Linked DNA regions of Homo sapiens: region 1 is linked to region 2. Evidence: read pairs that join two places in POLR2A ChIA-PET (ENCODE). Cell type or tissue: A673. All regions are shown on one strand. Each heading gives the region's core, and the rest is flanking DNA. Links, peaks and the distances in the headings are about the cores only.

Evidence for each region. ChIA-PET counts read pairs that join two places held together with the same protein. Peaks named below come from ENCODE experiments on the same cell type or tissue, not always from the same donor. Only the 100,000 strongest peaks of a DNase experiment are listed, where the experiment ranks them.
Region 1: POLR2A ChIA-PET joins it to region 2 with 7 read pairs; 2 of 35 experiments call an interaction of 5 or more read pairs at or near these places.

The regions. Positions count from the first base shown.
Region 1 is chr1:77,419,439-77,427,371 of GRCh38, forward strand. All of the region lies in intron 8 of AK5 (adenylate kinase 5), which reads left to right. It also overlaps the pseudogene RNU7-8P. Among named protein-coding and RNA genes, the nearest start is that of AK5, 140 kb to the left of the region's middle. In A673, for the core only: no CTCF peak of the experiment used is centred there; no DNase peak of the experiment used is centred there.
Region 2 is chr1:77,739,837-77,743,836 of GRCh38, forward strand. It overlaps USP33 (ubiquitin specific peptidase 33), which reads right to left. Exons shown (of 24, transcript NM_201624.3): 2 at 1,781-1,912; 3 at 1,540-1,593; 4 at 1,041-1,103. The coding sequence starts at 1,861. Among named protein-coding and RNA genes, the nearest start is that of USP33, 18 kb to the right of the region's middle. In A673, for the core only: no CTCF peak of the experiment used is centred there; DNase peaks (open chromatin) are centred at 165 and 2,395.

The DNA of each region.
Region 1 (7,933 bases), core at 1,855-5,854, 320 kb before region 2:
TAAGGATATTCAAAATATTGAAAGGGAAGATTAGAAGCCATGAAACAAATACATGAACAAATGGAAAAGAAGAAAGAAAAAGGGAAGAAACAGGCATTGTAGGCACACACAAAAATATCGTCAATTGAAACAGAAATTCAATTAACGGTTGAATAGTAAACTAGATGCAGCTAAAAAGGCACTTGATAGAGTAGAGGAAATTGCCATAGAATAAAACACAGAGCTAAATAGTTGTCAAATATGAGAAAGAACTTAGGAGACATTGAGGATAGAATGATTGGTTCAACATATTCTAAAAGGAATTCCAGAAAGAGAGAATGGAGGTGATGGAGCCGAGGTTATTTTTTAACAGTTAATAGTTGAGAATTTTACAGTTATTTTTTAACAGATAATAGTTGAGAATTTTACAGAGATGAATAAGACAAGTCCCAGTCCCAAGATGGAAGGAACATATCCAGTCCTGAGCAGGATTTTTTTTTAATCCTCATCTACTCTTTTTTCATTTAATCATTCAACAAGTATTAATTGGACACCGACTGTGTGCCAGTTTCTGTTTAGGCACTTAGAATATAATTACATAAAAGAAGCAAGGGCTCTTGTGGCAAGAAGCTTACATCAGAGTGCAGAAGACAGAAAGTAAACAATAAACATAGTAAATTAGTCAGTTTTCTAGATTGTCAGAGGTGATAAACTCTATGAGAAAAGAAAGTAGAAAAGGTAAGGGGGTTAGGAATGCTGGGGGAGGAACAGATTACCACATTAATCAGGATGGTCCATATTAAATGGTATGCCCTCATTAAAGAGGTGAGATTTGAGCAGTGACTTAAAATATAATGTAAACCAGCAGAAGATGGAAGAGAAAACTAAAATATTAAAAGTGAAAATATAGTGTTACAGCTCTTTTAGAATTTGTCTAGCAGGCTTTCTAGTTTTTGCTGGAAAGCCCAGAAAAAAAAATTCTTTTAAAAAATTAAAAAGTGAAAATGCAGTTACTATAAAGGAATGACAATTTTGTTTGCAGCAGATTAAATGAAACAAGAACTTGCATTTATTTAGCACCTACTCTAAACCAGGAATGTGTTTTATGGTTTACATGCATTATTGCTGATCCTTACAATAACTCAAGAAGTAAGCTCTGTTAATCCCTAATTTGAAGCCAAGGAAATTGAAGCTCACAAAAGTTAACTGACTTCCCAAGACCATAAAGCTAGCAAGCTGTAGAGTCAGAAATCAAACTTTGATTTGCCTGGCACCAAAATCTATTCTCCACTTTCCCCACTCCAATAAAGCCATTAACAAGCTCACTAGTAATCTTTTGCCAATTCCAGTTAACCCTTTTTAGTTATCTTTCTTGACCTTTGCTGCATTTGACACCGTAAACTAGGGATCACCACACTTTTTCTGTAAAGGACCAGGCAGTGTAAATATTTTAGGCTTTGTGGGCCCGTATGTTATCTGTTGCAACTACTCAAACTCTGCCATCATTGAGCAAAACAGCCATAACAATATGTAAACAATGAATGTGGCTTTGTTGCAGTAAAACATCATATGTGGATACTGAAATTCAAATTCCATATAATTTTCATGTCATTTATTTCCACCATTTAAAAATGTAAAATTCATTCTTGCTGAAAGGCCATATAAAAATAGGCAGCAGAGTGGATTTGACCTGCAGGCCATAGTTTGCTGACTCCTGTCGTGAACCATTCCCCCATTCCTGACATTCTTTCCATTAGCTTTCAACATTTCTAGAGCTTTTAATACTTGTCGGTGTGCTTCATATTTATTACCTCATTTTATCCTCAGACAACTATATTATTATTATCCCAATTTTCCTGATGAGGGATCTGAGGCACAGAGAAATTAAGAAGTTTACTCAAGGTCACATGGTTGGCAAGAGGTAAAGCCAGGATTCAAAAGGTAGAGCTAGGATTCAAATCCAGCTGTGTGACTCCAGAGCCAGGCGCAGGAAAGATAGGCTAGGTTATGCTGGTATAATTAATAAAACTCAAAATCTGAGAGCTTTCCTTCCAGAGTTCCTTTTACATGTGATCTCCAAAGGGATTATGGATGGGAAGGAGAAGAACTTGAGGAAGATGCACCTGCATTTAATTGCACATTACCTCATCTCACATTCAGTAGCAACCCTAGTCACTGGCTCTACCTAGATGCAAGGAGGCTGAGAAATGGAGCTTATTTATATGCCCAGGAAGGGAGAGATGGGTTTGTTGAGCACCAAGCCAGTCTCAGCCACAAAGCTTCTGCTCCTAACCACAGGCTGCAGCACCTGCCTCCATGTGATCCCTCCCTCTTACTTCTCGCTTCACTCATTCTTGGTTTCCTTGCTGAACTCCTCTCCATCAGTCTATTATTTAACTGTGAACACTCCCCAGCATACTGACCATGGCCCCTTCTCTCCTAACTGCACATGTTCTCCTGTGAGAGGCTCAGTCACAGCCATGGTTTTGACTTCACTTAAGGCTTCCTGGTGAGCTCCTGTTGCATATGTCTGACTACTAAGTAACACCAGTTGGATTTCCCATGTGCATCTTGAATTCAACATGTCCAAAACCACGCTCACCATCTTCCCCCACAAAATCTGTTCTTCCTTCTGTTCTTCCTATTTCTGTGAATGATACCACCATTCTCCAGCTGCCCAAGCCAGACACAAGGGCGTCTTCCTAGCCTCCTTCCTTTCTCTCTCTTCCTACATCAGTTTGATCAAGAAGCTACTCAGTTCTCCTGTGCAGGAATTGCTTCTCCCACTCCACTGCCCATGCTTTGGTTCACACCCTCAGCCTTCCTCCCTGGGACCATAGGGCCAGCCTCCTAACCAGTCTCCTTCCCTCAGTCTGCTCACCCATCAAATTATCTTCCTGAAAGCACACACAATCATGGCATTCCATGGCTTAAAACTTTTCTTGGCTCTTCATCGATTTCAGAATTAAACTGGAAGCTCTTAGAAGATTCATAGAAACTTTCAAATCTGAATATGACCCCTACATTTTTCTCCAAACTCATCCATTGCCACTTATCAAAACACACTGACTGCTCCAGCCACACAAAGCCATTCTCAGGTCCCTCAAATGGGTCATGTTTGCACAGTCCCTTTCCTCTATATGGAAGTTTCCTCAACCCTATTGCTTCTGTCCCGTGTGACCTCTACTCATGCACCATCAGGACCAAGCTTCCCCTCTAGGAAACCCTTCTCTTGTCACAGGTTTGGTTCACCTTCTCAGGGGGCCCGTGATACTCTGTGTTGTAATATTATCTTGCATTTCAGGTACTATGTTCTGCTCTCTGTATCCCCAGTGCCTGCCACGGAGCCTGGCATATGGCATATGCTCAATAAATGCCCATTTGTTTAAAGCCAAGAACATGAATTCCAGTTCTTCTACTTAATGTGTGATGTTTTTATGCCTTACTGAGCCCCTTTTGGGCCTCAATTTTCCCTTCGAGAAAATGGTGGTGACAACCCCACTTAGAAGTACTGTTGGCTGGGTGCGGTGGCTCACGCCTGTAATCCCAGCACTTTGGGAGGCCAAGGTGGGTGGATCACGAGGTCAGGAGATTGAGACCATCCTGGCTAACATGGTGAAACCTTGTCTCTACTAAAAATACAAAAACAAAAAATTAGCCGGGCGTGGTGGTGGGCACCTGTAGTCCCAGCTACTTGGGAGGCTGAGGCAGGAGAATGGCGTGAACCCGGGAGGTGGAGCTTACAGTGGGCCAAGATAGCACCACTGCACTCCTGCCTGGGCAACAGAGCAAGACTCCGTCTAAAAAAAAAAATAAAAAAAAAAGAAGAACTACTGTTGTCAGAGGTAGGGAGTGCAGGGTACCTTGTACAGAACAAATGCTGCATAAATGTGAGTTCCCTACCTTCCCTCTTTCAAATATGACTGAACTTTTCAAGATAGCCTTCTATAGCTGACAGAGGCCACCTCTTCTTCAACTAAGTGAATGCCAGTTGTCTGAGCACTTCTGATTCCTGGACTGGCATGTGAGGCACTTAGAAGTTGCTGCTCTATCCTAACAACCAGTAAAAAGCTGAACAACTGAAAATAAACAATCACTCTTAGATCTGTCAGAGAAGTGAGGTTACAGGACAAACCCTTACCCCAAAGATTGGAGAGACAATCAGAGAATCACAACTTACCCAAACAGAAACCCTCAAGCAGAAACGTCTGTAGAAGCCTGTACCAGGGCTGGAAACACTGAACAGTGATAATAGCTGGAGGTTCAGTGTGGACAATATGAGAGTTAAAAATCCCAGAGAGATCCAGTCATGGGACCCCACACTTCTGTAAGTTTTACCTCCAGGAGCTTTGCCAGGTCCTCACAGTGAATATCTGGAAAAATTCCCCTCAGTCTTCTGGCCGTGGGAGGAGAAAAAAAAAACACTTTGAAATATGCTAAAGCATTCTGCTCCTTAACAAGGCCTGCCCTCAGAAGAAACTACTTTACCAGGGCATAACATTCCTAGAGCAAGAGAAAACCCAACTCTAGCCACCTCTAGCCATCCTGTCCCACCCAAAGGGAGAAAAGTATCGAAAAACACTGGCAGAGTTCACAGTCCAGGGCCACAGGCTCACCAAAAGACTGAGACCTAATTATAGGACTGTAGAACAATTCCCCGGCCCCATACTTTATCACAGCATTACTAAAGATTATTTACTGTGGTTCCTTTTATTCAGTATATCAGGTCCATCTGTCAAGGAAAAATTACAAGGTATGTCAAAAGGCAAAAAACATGATTTGAATAGACTAAGCATCAGAACCAGTCATATATAGCAGGAATGTGGGTCATCAGACCAGGAACATTTTATTTTATTTTTTAGAGACAGACTTTTGCTGTGTTGCCCAGGTTGAAGTGCAGTGGCATGATCATAGCTCACTGCAGCCTTGAGCTCCTCAGCTCAAGCAATCCTCTTGCCTCAGCCTCTTGAGTAGCTAGGACTACAGATGTACACCACCATGCCTGGCTAATTTTATTTTTTGTGTAGATGAGTCATGCTGTGTTGCCCAGGCTGGGAATTTTTTAAAACTATGATTAATATGCCAAGGACTTTAATGATAATAAATAGACAACATGCAAGAACAAATGGATAATGTAAGCAGAGAAGGAAATTCTAACACAGAAGCAAAAAGAAATTCTAGAGATCAAAAACACTGTAATAGAGGTGAAGAATGCCTTTGATGGGTACATTTAATAGACTGCACATGGCTGGGGAGAGAATCTCTGAGCTTGAGTATATGACAATAGAAACTTTCAAGGCTGAAAAACAAAGGGAAAGGCTGAAAAAACAGAACTGAATATCTGAGAAACATAGGACAGCTACAAAAGATGTAACATATGCATAATGGGAATACCAGAAGGAAAAGAAAGAGAGTAATGAACAGAAGCAATATTTGAAGCAACATTAACTGAGAATTTCCCCTAGATTAATGAACAACACCAAACCACAGATCCAGGAATCTCAGAAAATATCAAGCAAGATAAACGCCCCAAAACAAAAGGCCTTTATATACAAACTTCAGAAAATCAAAAATAGAGAAACAAATCTTGAAAGAAGCCAGATTTTAAAAATGCCTTACCTGTAGTAGAGCGAAGATCAAAATCATTTTTACTTTCTTTTCAGAAACTTTGCATGCAGGAAGAAAATGGAGTAAAATATTTAAAGTGTTGAAAGAGGGGAATAAAGCACCAACCTAGAATTCTGTACTCGACAAAATTATCCTTCAAAAATGAAGGAGAAATAGAGACTTTCTGAGATCAACAAAAATTGGGGGAATTTGTTGCCAGCAGACCTGCCTGGCAAGAAATGTTAAAAGAACTTCTTTAAAGAAGAAAAAATGACATAGAGCCAGGCATGGTGGCTCACGCCTGTAATCCCAGCACTTTGGGAGGCCAAGGCAGGTGGATTGCTTGAGGTCAGGAGTTTGAGACCAGCTTGGCCAACATGGTGAAACCCCATCTCTACTAAAAATCCAAAAAATTGGCCGGGTATGGTGGCACACGCCTGTAGTCCCAGCTACTCAGGAGGCTGAGGCAGGAGAATTGCTTGAAACCAGGAGGCGGAGGTTGCAGTGAGCCAAGATCATGCCACTGCACTCCGGCCTGGGTGATAGAGCAAGACTCTGTCTCAAAAAAAAGAAAAGAAAAGAAAAATGATGTAGTTCAGAAACTCAAATCTATGTAAAGAAAGGAAGAGCATGAGAGAATGAATAAGTGAAGATAAAATAAAGAAATTTTTCTTATTCTTAATTGATCTAACAGATGAGTATGTTCAAAATAATAGCAACAATATATTTAATTATATATACTTATGATTCTGTATACATGTTTATGTGTAAGTGAAATAAATGAGAGCAATGATACAAAGAACAGAAAGGAGGAATTAGGAATGTTTTGTTATTACAAGGTACTTGCACTACCCATGAAGCAGTAGAGTGTTATTTGAAAGTGGACTTGAAATAGTTGCAAATGTTTATTGCAAATTTCAGGACAACCAATTTAAAAAGTGAGAAAAGAAGTATATGTGGTATGCTCATAAAGGAGAGAAAAAGACTCATAATGCTCAAATAAAACTACAAAAGGCAGAAAAAGTTTGCCAGACAAAAATAGGAACAAAGAACAAAAGCAACAAATAGGAAACAGTAACAAATATGGTATATATTAATCCAAGTATATCAATAATCACTTTAAATTTCAGTGATCTAAGCACACCTATCAAATGACAGAGATTGTCAGAGTGGATCAAAAATCAAGACCCCACTATATGTTGTCTACAAGAAACCCACTTTTAAGTATAAAGACACATATAGATTAAAAGTAAATAGAGAAAGCTCTACCACGCTAACGCTAATCAAAAGAAAGCAGGAGTTGCTATATTAATTTCAGACAGAGCAGAATTTAGAGGAAGGAAAGTTATCAGAGATTTTTTAAAGCATTACATAATGATAAAGAGGTTAATTCTCCAAGAGGACATAATAATTCTTAATGTGTATGTGCCTAACAACTAAGCATCAAAACACGTAAGGCAAAAACTAGTAGAATAGCAAGGAGAAATAAGTGAATTCACTATTATAGCTGGAGACTTCAACACTCCTCTATCAGAAATGGACAGATCCAACCAGAAGAAAATCAATAAGGTTGTAGTTGAACTCAATAATACCACCAAACACCACCAGTCAACTGGATATAACTGGCATCTATAGACTGCTTTATCCAACAACAACAGAATACACATTCTTCTCAAGCTCACATGGAATATTCACCAAGACTACATTCTGGGTCATAAAACATACCTTAACAAGTTTAAAAGAATATAAATCATACAGTGTCTGCTCTCAGAACACAGTCAAATTAAACTAGTATTCAATAACAGAAAGATAGAAAATCCTCAAATACCTGGTGATTAAACAGCACATTTCTAAATAACACTTGGGTCAAATAAAAAACCTCAAGAGAAATGTTAAAATATTTTGAACTAAATGAAAATGAAAATTTAACAAAATTTGTGAGATGCACCAAAAGCAGTGATAATGGGGAAATTTATACAATTGAATGGATATATTTGTATATACATTGAATTCATATATTAGAACAAAAGAAAAATTAAAACTAATAAAAGCCTCCACTGTAGAAAACTAGAAAAAGAAGACCAAATTAAGTCCAAAGTAAGCCAAAGAAAAAAAACTAATAAAAATTAAAGCAGAAATCAATGAAATTATAAATAGGAAATCAAAACAGAAAACTAACAAAACCAAAAGCTGGATCTTTGAAAAGATCCATAAAATCAATGAGCCTCTAGCCAGGCTAACCAAGGAAAAAATAGAGAAACACAAATTATTATCAGAAATAGAAGATGGGAAATCACTACAGATCTCATGGACATTAAAGGGATAATAAAGAAATATTATTAACAAT
Region 2 (4,000 bases), core at 1-4,000:
ATAAAAGTCTAGCCTTTCACAACCAGAGTTCTGCTACAGAATTAAGCCCTACAAAAAATGATCTGAGTGACTAATTTATCAATTCTCCCAATGGTGGTACACAGCAAATACCATCTTAGATGCACAGAAAGAGGCAAATGATATACAATGATGACTCAGAGCTTGGGTATTCAGGCTTAATTAATTCTATAGAGGAATCCTGGTTGAGAACAGTTGATGCTGTAGAGGTATCAATGTGCATCTTAAAACAAAGTCATTCGAGAAACTTTCCATTTAGAATGGGAGCTCTACATAACACTATAGAAGAGGCATGCCAGAGTTACATGGGAAGTACCAAACAACCAGAGCAAAGCAGAAAGGTGAGTCCAGTTAGGACTATGTGCAGGAAAAGGCAATATGACATGAGCTGAGACTTAAAGAAGTTAGCCAGGCCATGTCATAAACCTAAGCACCCACTCTCTCTTGGGCTTCAACCTCCTAATATGCCAGCTATCACCTTCAAATATCTGGATATACACTTTTTTTTTTTTTTTTGAGATGGAGTTTCGCTCTTGTTGCCCAGGCTGGAGTGCAATGGCACGATCTCGGCTCACTGCAACCTCCGCCTCCCAGGTTCAAACAATTCTCCTGCCTCAGCCTCCCGAGTAGCTGGGATTACAGGTGCCCACCACCACACCCAGCTAATTTTTTTGTACTTTTAATAGAGACAGGGTTTCGCCATGTTGGCCAGGCTGGTCTCGAACTCCTGACCTCAGGTGATCCACCTGCCTTGGCCTTCCAAAGTGCTGGGATTCAGGCGTGAGCCACCATGCCTGGCCGGATGTACACTTTTGAAATCAGTGCTTTCTTAATCACAACCTCATTCTAATGTTCATCCTCCTAGCAATTCCCTTCCCCATCCTTCACAGAGAATGTAAGTGAAGTTTTAACTTAGAGTGCAAATTTGAATTACAACTTGAATTAATAATGTTATACTGGCTTTCCCTTTCCTTCAGGCACTTTTTTTAACAAGTCTTCCATTAAATTTTTTATATACATACCTGAGAATGTATGGTGCTGTGATCTACTTGTGATTCACCACAGCCAACATATGAACATCTATTCTATAAATAATTATATAGGAAGAAAAATAAGGTACTTTATAATATACATGTAAATTTATAACAGCATTACAATTACATTTACAATTAAGTTTGGATTACCTGTTTTACATTCAATGAGTAAATGACTTTCCAGTCATTAAATTTAACCAAATGTTTCCAGGCACAAAATAAAACCAGGATATATTTCTAAGCTAAAAGCTATGTCATTTCTAATAAAAGGCAAGCATAAAATAGCTGAGTGATTTACTAAAAACTACAAAAGCACTACAGATTAAGATCTTTCCAAAGTTTAATTTTTGTTATTAATAATGACCTTTTAAAAGCAAGTTTAATTTACAAAAATCACTTTAAGTATCAAAAATTTTCTGGTTATGATTATTCAGATCCAAATTTATTATTATTATAGCAATCTTTTCAGGAAAAAACATATACACACCTCCAGACATGCCCAAAGATTTGGTCCTTGGACTTTACAATCCTGACAAGTACCCTATAAAAAGAAATTAAAAAGACAACATTGGTTATATTGACACAAACACATACAATTCACTAATGCACTAATGACATCATACATATTTTTAAAATACTGCTCATAGAGTATTACAGTAATTTATGAAAATTACACATTCAAGAGAAAAGTGAATAGTTTTTCAAGGAAGAAAAAACCTGTTTCTTACAAGGGATTTTTGTATCAAATCTTCTTTTGTTATTTCACCAACTGAATCCAAATGTGGACAATGATTTCGAAAAGCTGACATTTTGTTAGGAATTTTTTCCTGTTTCCCAAGACTTTCAAAATGAGGTAACACCTATAAGAAAAGTAACACACACAAAAAAATTAATAAATGCTTACAATGCCTGCAAAGATTCCAAAAAATAAAAAAATTAAAATGTTAACATATTAAAAATGATTAAAAGATAACATAAGAATGATATAAGTTTGCCCTGTAAAAAGAGTGTATTCTCAAACATAGATGAGTTTTCAGAATTGAAGTTAATCTGAACACTGGAAATTTCTCTACTACATAAACATTTTATTAAAATTGACATCTATAAACAAATGTAAGTTTGTTTCTCCATGACTTTTGCTGCTTTTCCCCTCTCATTTCACTTTTTATAGATAAATAAAAGGGGGGAATATTCAAGTTATTCAACTGTGAAGCACTTTTATCCTTTTAAAAAAAAAATTAATCCTTAGGCTGGACTAGGAGTTGAAAAAAAAAAACTTCAAGTAGAAAGCTTCATTTTTCTACTAATAGGACCCCCTACTGATGGCATAAATTAAATCATCTGGTATCCTGGCCTTATACCAGGATAAGCACTTTATATCAGGGTTTCTCGATCCCGGCACTATTGACACTTAGGGCCAGATAATTCTTCGCTGTGAGGGATTGTCCTGTGCACTGCAGGTTATTTGGCAACATTCCCACTTCTATCCACAAGAGACAGACAGACCATCCCTGCCACCACTCTGAACTCTGATGACCAGTGTCTCTAGACTGTTTTAAATTATACCCTCTGGGGGACAAAATCTCTCCAGGTTTGAGAACCCCATTTTCATGATCTTTACAACCCCTGAAATAGGCACCATTATTAGCTTCATTTGCACATAAGGCTAAGAGATGCAAACTTTACTGATCCACAGTGTTTGGTTCAAGTAAAGCGAGTGATTTCCAAAGGTCTCAAGTCTAATTTGGTATTCCTAGATCTTTTGGTTGTACCTTTTTAATAACAGGGCTTTTCATGCTCTTAATTCAACTTTGAGGTTTGAGAACACTTTCCCAAAAAAAGTTTAGAACTTGCTAGGATAGAATGAAACAGTTTAAAAGTTTGAACTTCAGAAACACTGTAAATTTAATTTCCTTTGTGGTTTATAAGTTATTCAATAAACCATGCAGGTCTATGTAATAGTTTATAACTATATAGAACCCCTTTGTTACCCTGTAGCTTATATAAGAGTGTCTGTCTGCCTTTTATTATTTATTTATTTATTTATTTATTTATTTATTTATTTATTTTTGAGACAGAGTTTCACTCTTGCTGCCCAGGCTGGAGTGCAATGGCGTGATCTCAGCTCACCGCAAACTTCACCTCCCAGGTTCAAGTGATTCTCCTGCCTCAGCCTCCCGAGTAGCTGGGATTACAGGCATGCGCCACCACACCCGACCACTTTTTTTGTATTTTTAGTAGAGATGGGGTTTCTCCATGTTGGTCAGGCTGATCTCGAACTCCCGACCTCAGGTGATCCACCCGCCTCAGTCTCCCAAAGTCCTGGGATTACAGGTGTGAGCCACTGCGCCTGGCCTCTGTCTGCCTTTTAAACCCATTGCAATAAATTTGCTGAAATATTAACACATTAGTAAATACATTTTTTTTATTATACTTTAAGTTCTAGGGTACATGTGCACAATGTGCAGGTTTGTGTAAATACATTTTTTTAAGAAAAGTTGAACAAAATCAAATCAAATAATCAATTCACTATTACGCTGCAACACACAAAATTCACCAGGAACCACTCTAGGGTTAATAGTGCAAACATTTCTTTTTTCTTTTGAGACAGGGCCTCATTCTGTCACTCACACTGGAGTACAATGGGGCAAACACAACTCACTGCAGCCTCAACCTCCTGGTCTCAAACCGTCCTCCTGTCTCAGCCTCCCATGTAGCTACAACTACAGGTGCACGCCATGTGATTAGACTACCCCAAGCCAGAGAAAAAAACCACGGGAAAGGATTAGGTAAAACAATTCTCAAAGCCTTTAAGGGTTGTTGGTATTCTCATCAGCCACAGTTGAAAGACACCATAATAGAGGAAATAATGCACTCAGAATGGCATTGCCTCAATAATCGGAAGAAATTATCCTTAATCTAAAGGTTACTTTGGTTCTGTCTTTAAA